Regions from separate parts of the Homo sapiens genome. Here region 2 is linked to region 1. Evidence: chromatin loops called from intact Hi-C (ENCODE). Cell type or tissue: mammary epithelial cell. All regions are shown on one strand. Links, peaks and the distances in the headings refer to the core of each region. The heading gives the core; the rest is flanking DNA.

The links. Hi-C counts contacts between places; a loop is a spot of excess contacts. Peaks named below come from ENCODE experiments on the same cell type or tissue, not always from the same donor. Only the 100,000 strongest peaks of a DNase experiment are listed, where the experiment ranks them.
Region 2: it touches region 1 in a loop (2.8-fold over the local background); 2 of 110 quality-filtered maps call a loop at or near these places.

Annotation. Positions count from the first base shown.
Region 1 is chr11:79,397,308-79,404,678 of GRCh38, reverse strand. All of the region lies in intron 1 of TENM4 (teneurin transmembrane protein 4), which reads left to right. It overlaps MIR708 (microRNA 708), which reads left to right and starts at 2,570; the gene lies at 2,570-2,657. In mammary epithelial cell, for the core only: a CTCF peak has its summit at 3,757; no DNase peak of the experiment used is centred there.
Region 2 is chr11:79,690,598-79,697,968 of GRCh38, reverse strand. No RefSeq gene overlaps it. Among named protein-coding and RNA genes, the nearest start is that of TENM4, 250 kb to the right of the region's middle. In mammary epithelial cell, for the core only: no CTCF peak of the experiment used is centred there; a DNase peak (open chromatin) is centred at 3,398.

The sequences.
Region 1 (7,371 bases), core at 1,399-6,398:
TCCTTGCTCAGCACACGCAACATTCTTTTTATTGTCTTTTTCTAAAAAAAATGAGGTAAAATTCACAGAACATAAAGTTAACCACTAGTCATTCTAAAGTGTACAATTTAGTGGTGTTTAAAACATTCACAGTGTTGTGCAACCATCGCCTCTATGTAGGTCCAAGACATTGCATCACAGCAAAAGGAAACTGTACCTATTCAGCAGTCACTCCCCATTTCCCCTTCCCCAATCCCCTGGCAGCCTCTAGTCTACTTTCTCTCTCTGCAACTTGGCTTTTAAATTTCTCTGCAGCCACACATAAAATTTAACCCTTATGTTTTCTTAGTTGTGCTCATTGAGCTTTTTCCCCTTTGCCATTTGGTTAAAGATCCTGTGAAATGAATAAGTGGACTGAATCCCCACTTCCTTGTTTGGAAATTTTAGGTTCTTTGCAATTGAAACCAAAATGTCTGTGTGAATTCATTTAAAAAGCAGATTTTCTTTTCCACAAAGGATTTGGGGCTGTTTGGGGCTTAATTATTATGTCAGGTGATCCAGCTTTAGTCCAGATGAGGACCCTTTGTAAGAAGCTTTGCCATGAGGGCAGCAGCTTCAGCGGAGGGTCAAGGTCCTTCTGAGCTGGGAGGCTGAAATGGAACACATGTGGCTCTGAGCCAGTGAAGTGCTTTCTTGGGACTGCCCTGCTGTCCAGGAACTGAAGCTGGGTTCAAATGCTGACTGTCATTCTCTGGGCATGTGACCATGGCCAAGCTAATACACATGATGAGCCTCAGTTTCTGCATCTTTGAAAGGGTGATCATTGTGAGTATTTTGCAGAGGATTAAATGAGATAAGACTGGTGAACCACCCCCACCACCCCCCTCAACCCCCCGGATTTTTTGGCCTCATAGCTTTGCTTCTATGCATGAAGTGCTGAATGCCATTTCTGGTACTGACTCAGATTCTTCATGTGCCAGTCTGGGTACTGACTTGTGGAGTGGATAGTGGTTGAGGGAAGACAACTGGGGGTGGGAGGAATGGGAGAATGTGAGTGTCGAGGGGTGGGCTACCTCTTGGGCACTGGCAATTACATGACAGTGGAACAGCATTGCAATTTAGTTTTGTGTTTTTCATTGTAACCCAACTGGCAACAGAACAGTGATGGGAGATGGAAAGGGTATCAAATTTGACTAGTGAGTTGCCCCTTTTGGTCCCTTCCTTAGAGTAAGCCTCAGTTTCTTCATCTGCAAAATGGAACTATCAGTGCCTTCTCTGACTACCTCGCAGAGTTGCTGTGAAGAAAAAGTGAGATAAAAATGTACCTGAAAGCATTTGTAAAATGTAAAGTGCTGTATAAATGTAACTGATTATTGTTTCATTTAAAAGACATGGTTTTGTTGATATCTCATGAAAAACAGTGCTAGTCCTCCCATTTAGTCATGGCGACAACCTTTTTGTCATAAATGTGCATGGGAGAATCGTTGGTTAGTAGGTGTTTTCCTTTATCCAAGTGGTCTGAGCTGGAAAATATGGAGAATTCCTTCACTAAAGGGCCATATCTTTTGACTCTATTGACAGCATGTCATGTGGAACTCAAAACTGCCTTCGTGAATGCAGATAGATTGCATCTATTAGCTGCCTCTTGTCATCATGACCTGCCAGAAGGGAAAATAAAATGTGCCTACAAATATTTCAATATTTATGTTGTGTGAAGGTTTAATATTCATTTGGAGCAGTGAATGGGGAAAGAGAAAAAAAAGTCCACATCCTTTACTTTGGAAATTGCTCAGTTCAACAAGAATTTATTGAGTACCTACTATGAGCTAGTGAGTGAATGATATGCTAGTGTCTACCAAAGAAAGACACCAAATTCTAATATTGACAACTTCATGTTTGCATACTTTGTCAGAAGCCTTGGAGAATCCCAAGGTCAGGAGTCTTTGCTCATTCCTATGGGGGAACTGATGAAATCTGCCCAGAGGTTGGGGAAGAGGGAAGTAGGTGAAATGGCTGCAGAGGAGAGGTGTTTGTAGTAAAATTGGGGAAGAGAGGAGAGTGGGAGGGGGTGGATCAGACCTCAGAAACACACTCCTACCTGTTAGGATGTAGGTGTGTGCTTGCACTTGTGGGTGGGACCAAGAGACAGGTGTCAGTAGCCTGGAGTTATAAAAACCAAAATGCATTGAATAATTGGATGGGAAACCACACATAAGAAAAGGACTCTTAGCAAGTGTATTTTTTCCAGCAATGCAAAAGTGAATTTACAAGCATATTGTTGTAGCTGTGAAGGGGCAAGCTCTACTAAAGGGATAGATGGTACATGAAAATAAGTTGTAAAATGTTGTTAATTGAAGAATATGTTGATAATTTGTGTCACTGATATTCAGTGTTTTGAATATGTTGTCATTGTCATTTCTCATTATGTAAAAATATAATAATTTTACAAGTTCACTGGTGACTTCATTCCCCTAACCCTATTTTTTCCCCAATAAGGTCCTAAATTCCTGAAGCCTGACTTCTCCTGCCCCAGGGGTTTTCAGAAACCTAACCCCCATGGTTGGCGAGGGACTGCTGTGTGTGAAATGGTAACTGCCCTCAAGGAGCTTACAATCTAGCTGGGGGTAAATGACTTGCACATGAACACAACTAGACTGTGAGCTTCTAGAGGGCAGGGACCTTACCCTAGTCATCTCTCTTCTCACCCTGCACACCCTCCCTGAGGGATCTCATCCATCCCCATGGCGTCAACCACCACCTGAGGACCCTCTAGGCCTGAATTGTCTCCTGAGTGCCACACCCAGCTCTCCAGCATCTTCAGTGTTCCTCCCCGGGTGGAATGCTCCACAGCACTGCCAACTCAACCTGCTCACCAAAACCCAGCTTGTCATATCTCCTCTGGGCCAGCCCTGGCTTCCAGGCTCCTGGACTTGGTCCCCCAGATCAAAGATCCAGGGGTCACTCATTTGGACTGAGCTTGATGGAAAAGTGCTTATGTTTCAATGTTAAGTAAACTGGGGAGCCTATCAAATGTATAGACATGATGAACTCATTGATGTTAAGTACATAGATGGAAAGAGAAATGCTTCAGAATGTATTAGTGGTTGCCTCTAATGGTAAAATAATGATTGACGTTTTCTTTTTCTGACACCCTTGTGCTTTCCAAATCTCCTGCAAAAAGTATTTATTACTTTTGTAACCAGCAAAAATGCCTAATAAAAATGATTGACAGGTCTCCATTTGAGTGTCACCTTTTCTGGGAATTATTGTTTATTCCTTTGCATCTCAAAGAGTCTGAGGCTCCGGGGTTAGACAGCCTCAGCACGTGTGCTTACCCTGTTGGGGAACTTGTTGCACTGTGTTCTTTCTGTAAATCGGCTCTTCCATTAGTCTGTGAGCTCCGAGAGGGCAGGAATCATGGTTATTCATCTCTCATTTCCAGTGCCTAGCACAAGGCTTGCATACATAACTGCTCAATACATGCTTGTTCTTTAAAGGAAGAGAGGGAGGGAAGGAGGCAGGAAAACAAAAAGGTGAAGGACACCAGAATTCTCAAATGTTATACCTCCATGGATCCCTTGTATTATTTCCTGTCCCCAAGATCCTTTGTTTATTAAGCTTTTGAATCTACTGTACCACTGATTTTTCACTCGGTAGTTTGAATTTTTCTGTTTTTTAGTAATCATAGGCCTTATAAATCCCAATCAGAGCTTCTCAGGGCCAAGTCTGGCATATGCCACCTGCTGTCCCAAGTCTGACTTGGGCAGAGTGCCCCCTGCCTGACACCTAGGTCATGGCATGCAGGGCTATCTCCAGTTCTCTGGAGCTGAGTGTACCTTCTGGAGCTTCTTTTAAAGTGGAACGATGGCAAACTGCAATGTCTGTGGGAGGAGGAGAGCAAGGGAACAGATAACATAAGAATAGAAGTGACAATTGCAAACTTCAATTGTGTGTTTCCTCTGTGCAGGCACTGTGCTATGCATCAACACGCACTGTCCCCTCAGCCCTCACAGCAGCTCTGTGACACAGGCACTATTACAATTGCCATTTTGTAAGCAAGGAAACTGAGGCTTAAAGATGCATTAGATGGGGAAACTGGAATTTGCACTGATTGCAGAGCTTAAGTCCAGCACTGCATCCCTCTTCTGAAGTTCCAGGAAGAGCACAGGGAGGAGAGGGCAAGAGAGATGCCTGTCAGGAGAAAGGAGCAGTGTTTGCAATTTCAGAGCCTTGTTTGGGGATGTGCCAGCATAGAGGAGTTTAGCCCCGAAGGCACAAAGCCCTTCACAAAGTCTGTGACACTCCTGAAGTTGTAGGCAATTTGTTCCAGGTATGTGCATTGTCTGGGAAGGTCTTCAAAGGAGTCTGTGTGGTTAAAAAAAAAAAAAATGGTTAAGGAAGCGGACCATGGAGCAGAAAGTTGCAGTGACTGGATTCTGGCTCCAGGCTGCAAATTTAACCATTGAATATCACCCAACAGGATGGATATGGGGATATGGTCTTGTTGATAAAGCATCTCCCTCACACAAGACTTGGAGAAATAATCCTGGAGGGTGTGTGTGTGTGTGTGTGTGTGTGTGTGTGTGTGTGTGTGTGTGTGGTGTGTGTTTATGTGTCTCCCAGGTATTTAGAATCAACTGATTACCAAATCAATCAACAAATATTTATTCTAGCAGAGACTTGATAGCTCTCTGGTTTGTCAGGGTTGTTTAAAGAAGGATTTCTGCCTTGGGTGGGAGTTTGGGCTAAAGAGATAATAATAATTACCATTTATTGAGTGTTGGTTGTGTGCCAGCCAACTCTGCTGGGCACTTTATATACATGATTCCACTTAATCCGCACAACAACACCGACAAGGAAGGTTTTATAACCCATTCTTTACAGAGAAGGAACTCAGAGGGTTTGAATATCTTGCCTAAGGTCATAGTAATTCAATCTGTGTAAGTAGAGGAGCCAAATTTGACTCTACGTCTGTTTCCAAGATTCCACATGTTTCTGTTTCTCTCTTTTTTTTTGATGTGAATGTATGTGTTTCCACCAGAACTAAGATCCATCAAGTTATCAAATTAATAAACAAATGTATTCAAGCAAGACTCGATGCCTGTTAATTAGCCAGGCTGTATTATAAGGGAGCCTTGCTTTGAGTAGCATCTTGGACAAGATCGCCTCCAAGTTCCTCTCTAATTTTAGGGTCTCCTCTCAAATTCCAAACAATCAGTTTTAAATTTTTCTGATAAAAACTTATTGCTCTCCCACTCCCCAGTTCTTCTTCCTTGGCTATGGTAGCAGGGACCACAATCTTTCTCTGCCTTCCTAACAGATTAGTCCTTGTCCATAAGCATTTCAAATAAGAAGAAAATACCCATGTAAATATGGGAAACAACTACTCATTTCAGCTGATTCTCCTTCCCCAGAGAAGAATATGGAACCAGTAGATTTCTGCTCATTGAAAGAGTTGGAACTCATATTCTGTGCCTGGTGGACTGGCTTGCCTTCAGGAAATTGCTCGCTAATCAGAGTGAGAAATGGCACAAAAAATGCTGGGAATCATTTGGGTGGGTGAGATCTGGGGCTGTCTTTATGTTTCTGCCTATGGAAAGTCATGATACAGGGTAGTTACAGTGACATCTCCCTGCTGAATAAATCCTGTTCTTTTGTAATGAAGCATGGCAGCCAGGCCTAGCACACTTCCCTCTGCACACCATCCTGCTCAGGCCTCTGTGCCTCGGCTGTGCTGTTCCTTCTGCTTGGAATGCATTCACTGTGTCCACTTAGCCAATTCCTACCTATTCTTCAAGCCTCAGTTCCAGTGTCCCCTCGAGGGCAGGCAGTGCTTTCCCATCTGCCCTAGGTCCACTCTACCAGCCTCTACTTGGGCCCCCAGCATACCTTATCTGTCTTCCATCTCCTCAGTTTAGAACCTAACACACTGTGGCACTCTTTTTTTTTTTTTTTTTTTTTTAAAGCATCTGACTATCTTCTATCACAGGGCCAGGTACTCAAAATATATTTATTGAATACAGTTGAATATATTCTGTGATCATCCCTGATCATGTTAAGTTCTATTGGGTCCATACTATTTAGTAGCCTAACCCAGGTAGGACTAAAACTAAGCCACTTGTTTGTGCAGCAGTTTCTGATTACAAGTGGTTTATATTCCTGTCCGCACTCAGTGAAGAGGAGCTACCACTGTTAGTATTTCCATAATGTGAATAGATGAGAAAACCAAAGCATAGAGAGGTTAGATGGTCTGCCCAGGGTCATGCAGTTTGTAAGTTGCAGTGGCCCACAGCCCAGCTCTCTCTCAGGACCCTGAGAGGTAAGGCTGGATGAACATTGCTGACTGTTAAAAGCACCTGACCACTGAGCCAGGTGAGATGCGCCCACCCCTACTTGTCTGCTGCTCCTGAAGATTCACAGGTAAATTGAGCCTCTTCTTATTGGATTCTATTTTGAACTCATGGTGCTGGGGGTTGTCCTAGATTAAAGGACACATGAGGTGGGGAGTTGCAAAGCATAGGAAAAAAAAAGTAAAGCACAGAATGTGTAGCAAACTTGGGCCGATGCTGCATTTTCTACCTTCTGTCTGCACTGGATTCCTTATAATTTGTCTTGCACAAATTGGGATAAATACAAACAAGCACACATATGTAAATTCATTCATTTAAAAAATAATCTTTCTGAACCTTAATTTTTCCTCGCTGGGAATGATAGTCTTTTGTGCAAGGATGTCACACAAATTTAATGAGAAAACTCATATAAATGGGCCTTGCATGGTGACAGAGCTGGCATTTCCAGACTGTTTTCCTTCTAACTTTCTACCATGCAACCTCTATTTGACAGTATCTGTGGACTGGTTTGCTGATTGCTCACAAGCCCCAGAAGAAAGGAGGGGGAAAAATCATACAAACTGCCCTAAGTTTTGGGCCACTCAGCAGCCAGCCCTCCCTAAAAATTCTGAGATAAGAGAAACATTGCCAATAGAAGTACTGTGATCCCCCAGACCTGAGTGCCCTTCCTGGCTTTTGCCTTCCTGGCTCACAAAGCCTCCTAACCCTTTGCATTCTCTACTTACTCTTATTCTGTATCTGGTTGCTGGGGTATCCTTCCTTTTTGACCATGAGTGGCAGTTACCTCTGGCCTGTAAAGGAATTATTCAGATGCCAAAAATTTGGAGATAGCCAGTTAACTCAGGAAATGGTATCCGGAGAAGAAGCAGGAGTGACACATCTTTGGGGTTCCTGGGTAGCCATGTAGCACATAGTTGGAGGGGGCAGGCTTTGAGTCACTCAGAACTGGGTTAGAATCCTGACTCTGTGGCTTACTGGTTTTCCAGCTTTGTTCCAGTTACTCAGTCCCCTGGGCTTCAGTTTCTTTACTTACAAAATGGGG
Region 2 (7,371 bases), core at 885-5,884, 290 kb before region 1:
GCAGTCTATATTTTAAAAAATATTTGCTCATTGTAAGGGATCAGGGAAATTCAGATCAATATAGATAAATCAACAGAAAATACCACCACCCAGATAAGCACAGTAAACATTAATCCTTCCTTTCCATACTTTTTCTCTGACAACATATTTTTATGCAGTTGAGATCATGGTACAAGAGTTTTGTGTCTACTCTTTCACTTAATATAAAAAGAAATTCCATGTTATTAAATATAAATGTATATAATTATAATGCCTGTAATTATTCAGTCAAGAAAAATCTTGGTTGATGGCCTGCTGGCCTGCTATGCATCACTCACTGCAGATGTCTAGCAGCGAGGACAAAACCTCTGTCCTCTAAGGTAAGCTCTGAGCTTACCCTGTAGAGCAGGAGACACACAGTGAGTAAATGACTATGGCTGTAAGTACAGTGAAGAACACTAGGATGGGGTGAGGGACCAGTGTGGTGTTTGAAGGAAAGTGTATCTGAGGAGGTGACGATTTCAGCAAAGTCCTGGTGAAAATGAGGCTTATAACACTGTGAAATTCATGAACAATAATTCACATAACCAACAACCTGACATTAAACATTTAGCTTGCTCACAGAATTTTGCTCTCATCACTGCTGAGCACTTTGAGGTCAGCAAACATTCTGAGCTAAGGCACTACTCAAAGTACTCAGTGCTACTCACAGAAACTAAAGCTGCCAGAAATATTTAAGCTAAACAGAGGAGAAAAGGGAAAGAAGACAGGACGTCAGAAAAACACAAGGGCAGGAACAAAGGGATAAGAAAAATAGAGGGGAGGAGAGGATGTGCACGTGTGTGCCCTCATACATGATACAATGGTACCTACATCCATGGGTAATAAAAGAAGGGAATGGAGAGAAGTTATTTTCCTGAAAGACCAAAGTAGCAGAGGTTTCTATCTTCTTGGCCAAAATAGGACTACATATAAAGGAATATGGCTTTCTTACAACAGCCTAACATAATTTTAGGGAAATTCAGATCAATATAGATAAATCAACAGAAAATGCCACCACCCAGATAAGCACAGTAAACATGAATCCTTCCTTTTCATACTTTTTCTGTGACAACATATTTTTATGCAGTTGAGGTCATAGTATAAGGTTTTGTATCTACTATTTCACTTAATATAAAAAGAAATTCCACGTTATTAAATATACCTGTTGATGTTTGACAAATATTCTCTTTTCCCCAACATTGCCCTCCTGGTCTCCCTTGTACTGCCCTCTTTTCTGCAAACAGCTAGCCAGAAGTAACTGCTTCCTTCTTTAAATTTTCAAAGAATTTTAACTCTGTCTAGCACAATACTTCGTAATTAGGTAAAAAATAAAAAAAAAACTATTCCCTGAATAAAAAAACACCTTAAGAATGACACTGTATCTTATATAATAGTTATATATATGTATAAGTAAGCCTCATAAGTGCATGAATTTTGCCTGTTTGATTAAAGTCTATATGCCCAAGGTCCAGTTGAGTGCTTGGCACATAGTAGGCACATCATAAATATTAACTCAAAGAATGGAGATCAAAGTTTAGAAAGCAGGACCTACAAAGTGCCTACTTGATGATAAGTTTGAAAATGCTATATATATATATATGGGTTTACATATATATATATGGGTTTACATATATATATGGGTTTACATATATATATGGGTTTACATATATATGGGTTTACATATATATATGGATTTACATATATATGGGTTTACATATATATATGGGTTTACATATATATATATATATATATGGATTTTTTTCTGTATGGTGATGTCAGGCCCTTGAGAAACAGTCCTTCATCTTCTCTGTTTCCTGCATTGGGTGCAGTACAGAAAATTCTGTGCTAAGGGAAAAAGGAAGAAATGGAGGTACGGATAAGACAAAGACAGAGTCAGAAAATGCAGTTAAACTAAGATGATTGCAACAGGGTCCAGGAACTCCACAGGAATGAAAAGAACAGAGAGTTGAGCAAGACAGAAACCCAGGGCTACCCCACACCAATGGGCACACTTTAACCTTAAGCCATTCTCTCATCTAGCCCGGAGGCCACCTATCCACTATTGCTGGGGCCAGCCACAGGGCCAGGAAAGTCTGAGCTGCAGTCTGAGACAGACAGCATCTCTGTGGAACAAATGATGTCTGCCAATTTCTTCAGAAGCTCTTTAATGCTTTTAAATCCCTTATTGTAATTAGAACCCCTTCTCAGGTGGTCACAACCTCCCGGGAGTCCCCATAGCTGCAGACATCCAAGGTGTATCTGATCAGCTTCATTTGTTACCTGGTTCAGTATGGTCAAGGCAGCAAGCTGTGTTACCTGGCAAGGTGAACTGGTGCTCAGGGGCTACACAGAGCTGTATAACCCGATGGCCTTCTAATTTGTGGACAGACATACCTTTTCCCTGCTTTATTCCTATAGTCACAATGCCAGCAACACGCCATCATGCATAGCTTGCACACCATATTCAGTGCATGCTTACGCATTCCTTAAAACTTCTGAGTGGGATACTAGGCATGTGACTTAAAATAGCTGACATAGGCCAGGCGCAGTTGCTCATGCCTGTAATCCCAGCACTTTGCAAGGCCGAGGTGGGTGGATCACAAGGTCAGGAGTTCGAGACCGGTCTGGCCAATACGGTGAAACCCCACCTCTACTAAAAATAGAAAAATTAGCTGGGCGTGATGTCACATGCCTGTAGTTCCAGCTGCTCAGGAGGCTGAGGCAGGAGAATCGCTTGAAACCAGGAGGTGGAGGTTGCAGTGAGCCGAGATCACGCCACTCCATTGCAGCCTGGGTGACAGAGCAAGACTCCATCTTAAAAAAAAAAAAAAGTAGCTGACATAGATTACACACAAAATTTCTCAAGCTTATTTGGAATATATTTCTGCTGTTTTTACCAATTTCTCCTTTAGCCTTCTTACTAAAGCCCAGACAGGCAATTTTGTGGACTAATTTATAGCATATGATTCACACTGAAACTAACCTGTATTTGAGCTATGGCTTTGCAGGTTCTTTGCTTTGTGATTCTGGTCTGGTTACCTAATCTTTCTGTGCCTTATTTGCCTCACTTCAAAATGAGGAATCATAATGCCTCAACCTGTGGTGAGAATTAAATAAAATTCCTAATATACCTATAGTGCACTCAATAAATGGTGGAAATGGTGGCAATAGTTGATGTGACTGTTTTTGTTGTTATATAATTATTTCTTTTGCACTGGTACCAGATAGGCCTTGGCTTTCTCCTTCTACATATGATCGATGATTAGTTCCTTAGCTCAGTCATAAGACTTCATTATTACCTTATTTATTCTTCAGTATAACTGTGAAAGGGAAATAGTGCTTCATGTTGGGACAGGCAGAACTTCCTCCTGGAAGAGATGGCCTTTGTGCCAGCTCATGAAGAAGGAATTTGATTTCATGGCAGGAAAAAGTGAGAAGGAGAGCTAGACAAAAGGGTTGTTGCTGCAGATCTCCCTTCAAAGTCCACAGGCAGTAGAGCTGATATGGTTTGGATGTGTGTCACCTCCAAATCTCATGTTGAAATGTAATCCTTAGTGTTAAAGTTGGGACCTAGTGGGAGGTATTTTTATTATGGGGGTGAATCCCCCACGATTGGCTTGGTGCCCTCCCTGTGGTAATGAGTTTATGAAAGAGCTGGTTGTTTAAAGTGCCTGGCACCTCCACGATCTCTGTTGTTCCCCCTCTCACCATATGACACACCTGTTCCCCTTTGCCTTCTCCGTGAGTGGAAGCTTCCTGAGATCCTCACCAGAAGCCAAGCAGATGCTGGTGCCATTCCTGTACACCCTGCAGAACTGTGAGCCAATTAAACATCTTTTCTTTATAAATTACCCAGCCTTGGGTATACCTTTATAGTAGTGTAAAATGAACTAACACAAAGGCCTAGGTATAAGGTTTGGCTCTTGGTCTCCATCCTGAAAGATCTAGCAAGCTTGTCAATGACCTTTAATGCCATTATAAATATGATGCACTTCAAGACATTATAAAGCTTGTATTAAAGAACTACAACAAGTTGGTGATGACGGCAGAGTTCAATGACTATAAAGATGGGTCTGAAGTAAGATGACGGGGTTTGCAGGATACAGGGTGCATTAGTAATGTTTTGGGTGGAAGCGCCATTAATCACAAGCTACAGCTCTATGTTTTTATAGTACTTAAGCATTCTCCTAATGGGACTTCACCTTAGGATCAGCGACTTTTTTATAGTCCAAACCATCTGTCTATAACTCAAGCCAACTCTCATGCACGCGCATGCACACACACACACACACACACACAGATACATACACACACCTCTCACAGAATCAGGCTTCCATGCCAAGTGACTTCTTAATTCATGATTTTTTTGATACGCCAGACAACTCTTGTGTCTCCCTTCCAAAATAATAGAAGTATTGAGTGAAATTCATATATTTCTAAGTTAGATCAATCAAACCCTGAAAAAAATCAACCAAACATTTCTCTGGAGAGTACTTTAATTTCTGCTTGTGAAAGCATAATTCATTTGCAAGTATGTGCTAAGAGTAATGCATTGCTATGTGAGTTGCTACTCACAATCGAAGGCATGTTAGGAGAGTGACTGTCAAATATTTGTTTTAAATTAAATGAACCATGTTGATTTATCTGAAGGTTTTTATCTTTTTTCATTCTAGAGCACCTGGAAATATTTTTGCAATACATGGCAAAGCAATAGCAAATATTTGTGCATCTTTTGGGTTTGTAAATCTGATTGCTAATATTTTTACACCCAAATGAAGTTGGTAGAGGCAAATAAAATAAGCCTGAGACTGAGAACATGAGAGTATACTTCAGCAAAAGCTTAACAGTTTGCTGAATGATGGTTGGTGGCAACAATGGTTAATATAATTATTTTGTTTTTAATCTAATTTTACACATGGCATAGATGTAAAAGTCTAATAAGGGTAGAATAAAATAAAAAGTAACTCTCTACCCACTTTTGTAACCCCACTACCAAGAAAAAACATTTTTTAATTTTTTTGTTTTTGGTTCTTTGATAATTATAACCATAATGCTAAATAATGTTTTTTCTTTATGGTTTTATTTGATGATTCATCCTCTGTAGACTGTGCCTTGGGCTGTTTCCTTTAAAAGAGGAATTTGGTATACCTGTATTTCCTTCCACCTATCCTCCCAACCTCCTGAGGTTTTTATTGTTGTTACTATATTTTCTAGTTCAGTTTTGCTAGTTGTTAACTTTATGACTGCAAATACTAAACTTAAAACTTTCTTTAACTCTCATTTTAGCTAGAATCAGTTGATTCACCAGTCTGTGAAATAAGGAAACTGGTTCTTCTATGGTTTCCTCAATCTTTCCTTCTGACTTTAATCAGCTGTGCTATTATTTTTACTTTGTCAAGGTTTCAGGGTTGCCAAGTGATATTCAGGATGCCCAGTTAAATTTGAAGTTCACATAAACAATGAATAATCTTTAGAATAACTATGTCCCAAATATTGCACGGCACATATTTATACTAAGAAAATATTTGTTCCTTATCTGACATCCAAATTTAACTGAACACCCTACATTTTTATTTGCTAAATCTGGGAATGCTATAAGGTTTATAATGTTTCCATTATCTTCTGAAACTGAACACAGTAATTTCTTGCTTTATCTTTAGACTGGTTTAAAAAACTGAACACATTTTACATTTTACAACCTTCCTTTCTACTATATAACAAGCTCAGCTCAGGGCATTTGATTCTAGGAGTATTAAGGCAAAGTGTATCTTACATTTGATTTAGTTCATCTATTTTATTTTATTGAAGAGAAATCTCCGACCCAAAGATGATAACAGGTTTACACAAGACCAAAGCAAAAGTTGGAGGCAGAGCTTTTCTTCTCTTTTTCCTCATTATTTCCTTTCTCACCCCAAATTTTCTGATTTTTCTGTCCACATCGTGTTTTAAAGACACAGAATCAGAATAAGAGTCCAGAAAGGTAGGTATATTAACAGCTTTCAGGCATTTCTCATTCTACGATGATGGAAATTTTATACTCACTAGGGCGCACCATCGCAGAGGATGTACCGTCGCAGAGAATCTTTCCACAGCTGGATAGATCAGGGTCAAATCTCAATTCTGCTGACTGCTCCGCAACCTTGGGTAAATCCCTAAACTCTCTGAACCTCAGGCCTGATAAAGCCTGCTTTGCCATTGTTGTTCAGATTGGCTGAGATAATATAGGTGGTATCCTGAGCATTGTGCATGATTAAGCCTAGCAGGTGCTCGGTAAACAGGAACTGTGACTTTTACTGAGGGGGTGAGTCAAATTACTAATCACATGTATTGCACATGATACATGATATCACATGATACATAAATGAAAACAGACTCAGGATGAGAGCAGAGGTTTCTGCCTGGGAAGTTTACAGCTTTTTCAGTGCCCTGTTTCACTAGACCCATACCCTTATTCCATACTTGATTATTTCTGATGTCTTTATGCATTTATTCCACAAAGTATGTACACTTTAAATTCTACTAGGTGTTATTTAACATATCTTAGTTTTGCCTTTTAAATTTTTGTTTAAGAAACTCATTGATCCCTGGCCTTTTCTCTTTTGTTTATTTATTTAATAAATATACAAGAGTCTCCTAAATGAACACATGGGTTTTACTGGCCTTAGCTGGATTGAAACCTGAGGGAAGGTCTCCCAGCTTCTCTTTTTGGGTGGTTGTAGTAGCCACCTGACCTGTTTCTTTGCCTTGTGTCTCTGAGCTTTCAGTCTACCCTCCCATAAACCCATACCGCCCGCAGAGAGATTTGTCTGCACTCCAGTCTCTCATAACACTCCTCTGCATAAACCAGCCACCAGCCCAGCAAGTCCTACTGAAGAGAAAGCCTGGACTCCATGACCTGGTGTTAAAATGGTCCCAACGTGCCCTGAGCTTCACCTCCCACCCCAGCCCCCAATCATACTTTGTTCTGAAGAAATCCTCATCCTTCTCAGAGCATGTCACCTTCACCTTTGCTCTGCTCAGATGCCATACTTCCGCTTCTCATGGATGCTTAATGCCCTCTGAATGCTTAATGCCCTCTTCAAATATCATATTTTCTGGGGCACTTCCTACACCTCCCCTGGCAGGGTTAGTCACTACCTTTTTCATAGCTCTCTGTTCATATATTCAGATGTTCAGTGGTGCCTTTGTGATATTATTTATCAAATGTGTATCAGAACTATTAAGTCACTCTGAGCCCAAAATCTGGCACCCAGGCCTTCTTTTGGAGAGGAGTACCTGTCACCAGCTTATTTCAACTGTGAATGATCAGCTCCTCTTCCTTCTCCTATACACAGATTATAGAGTATTCCA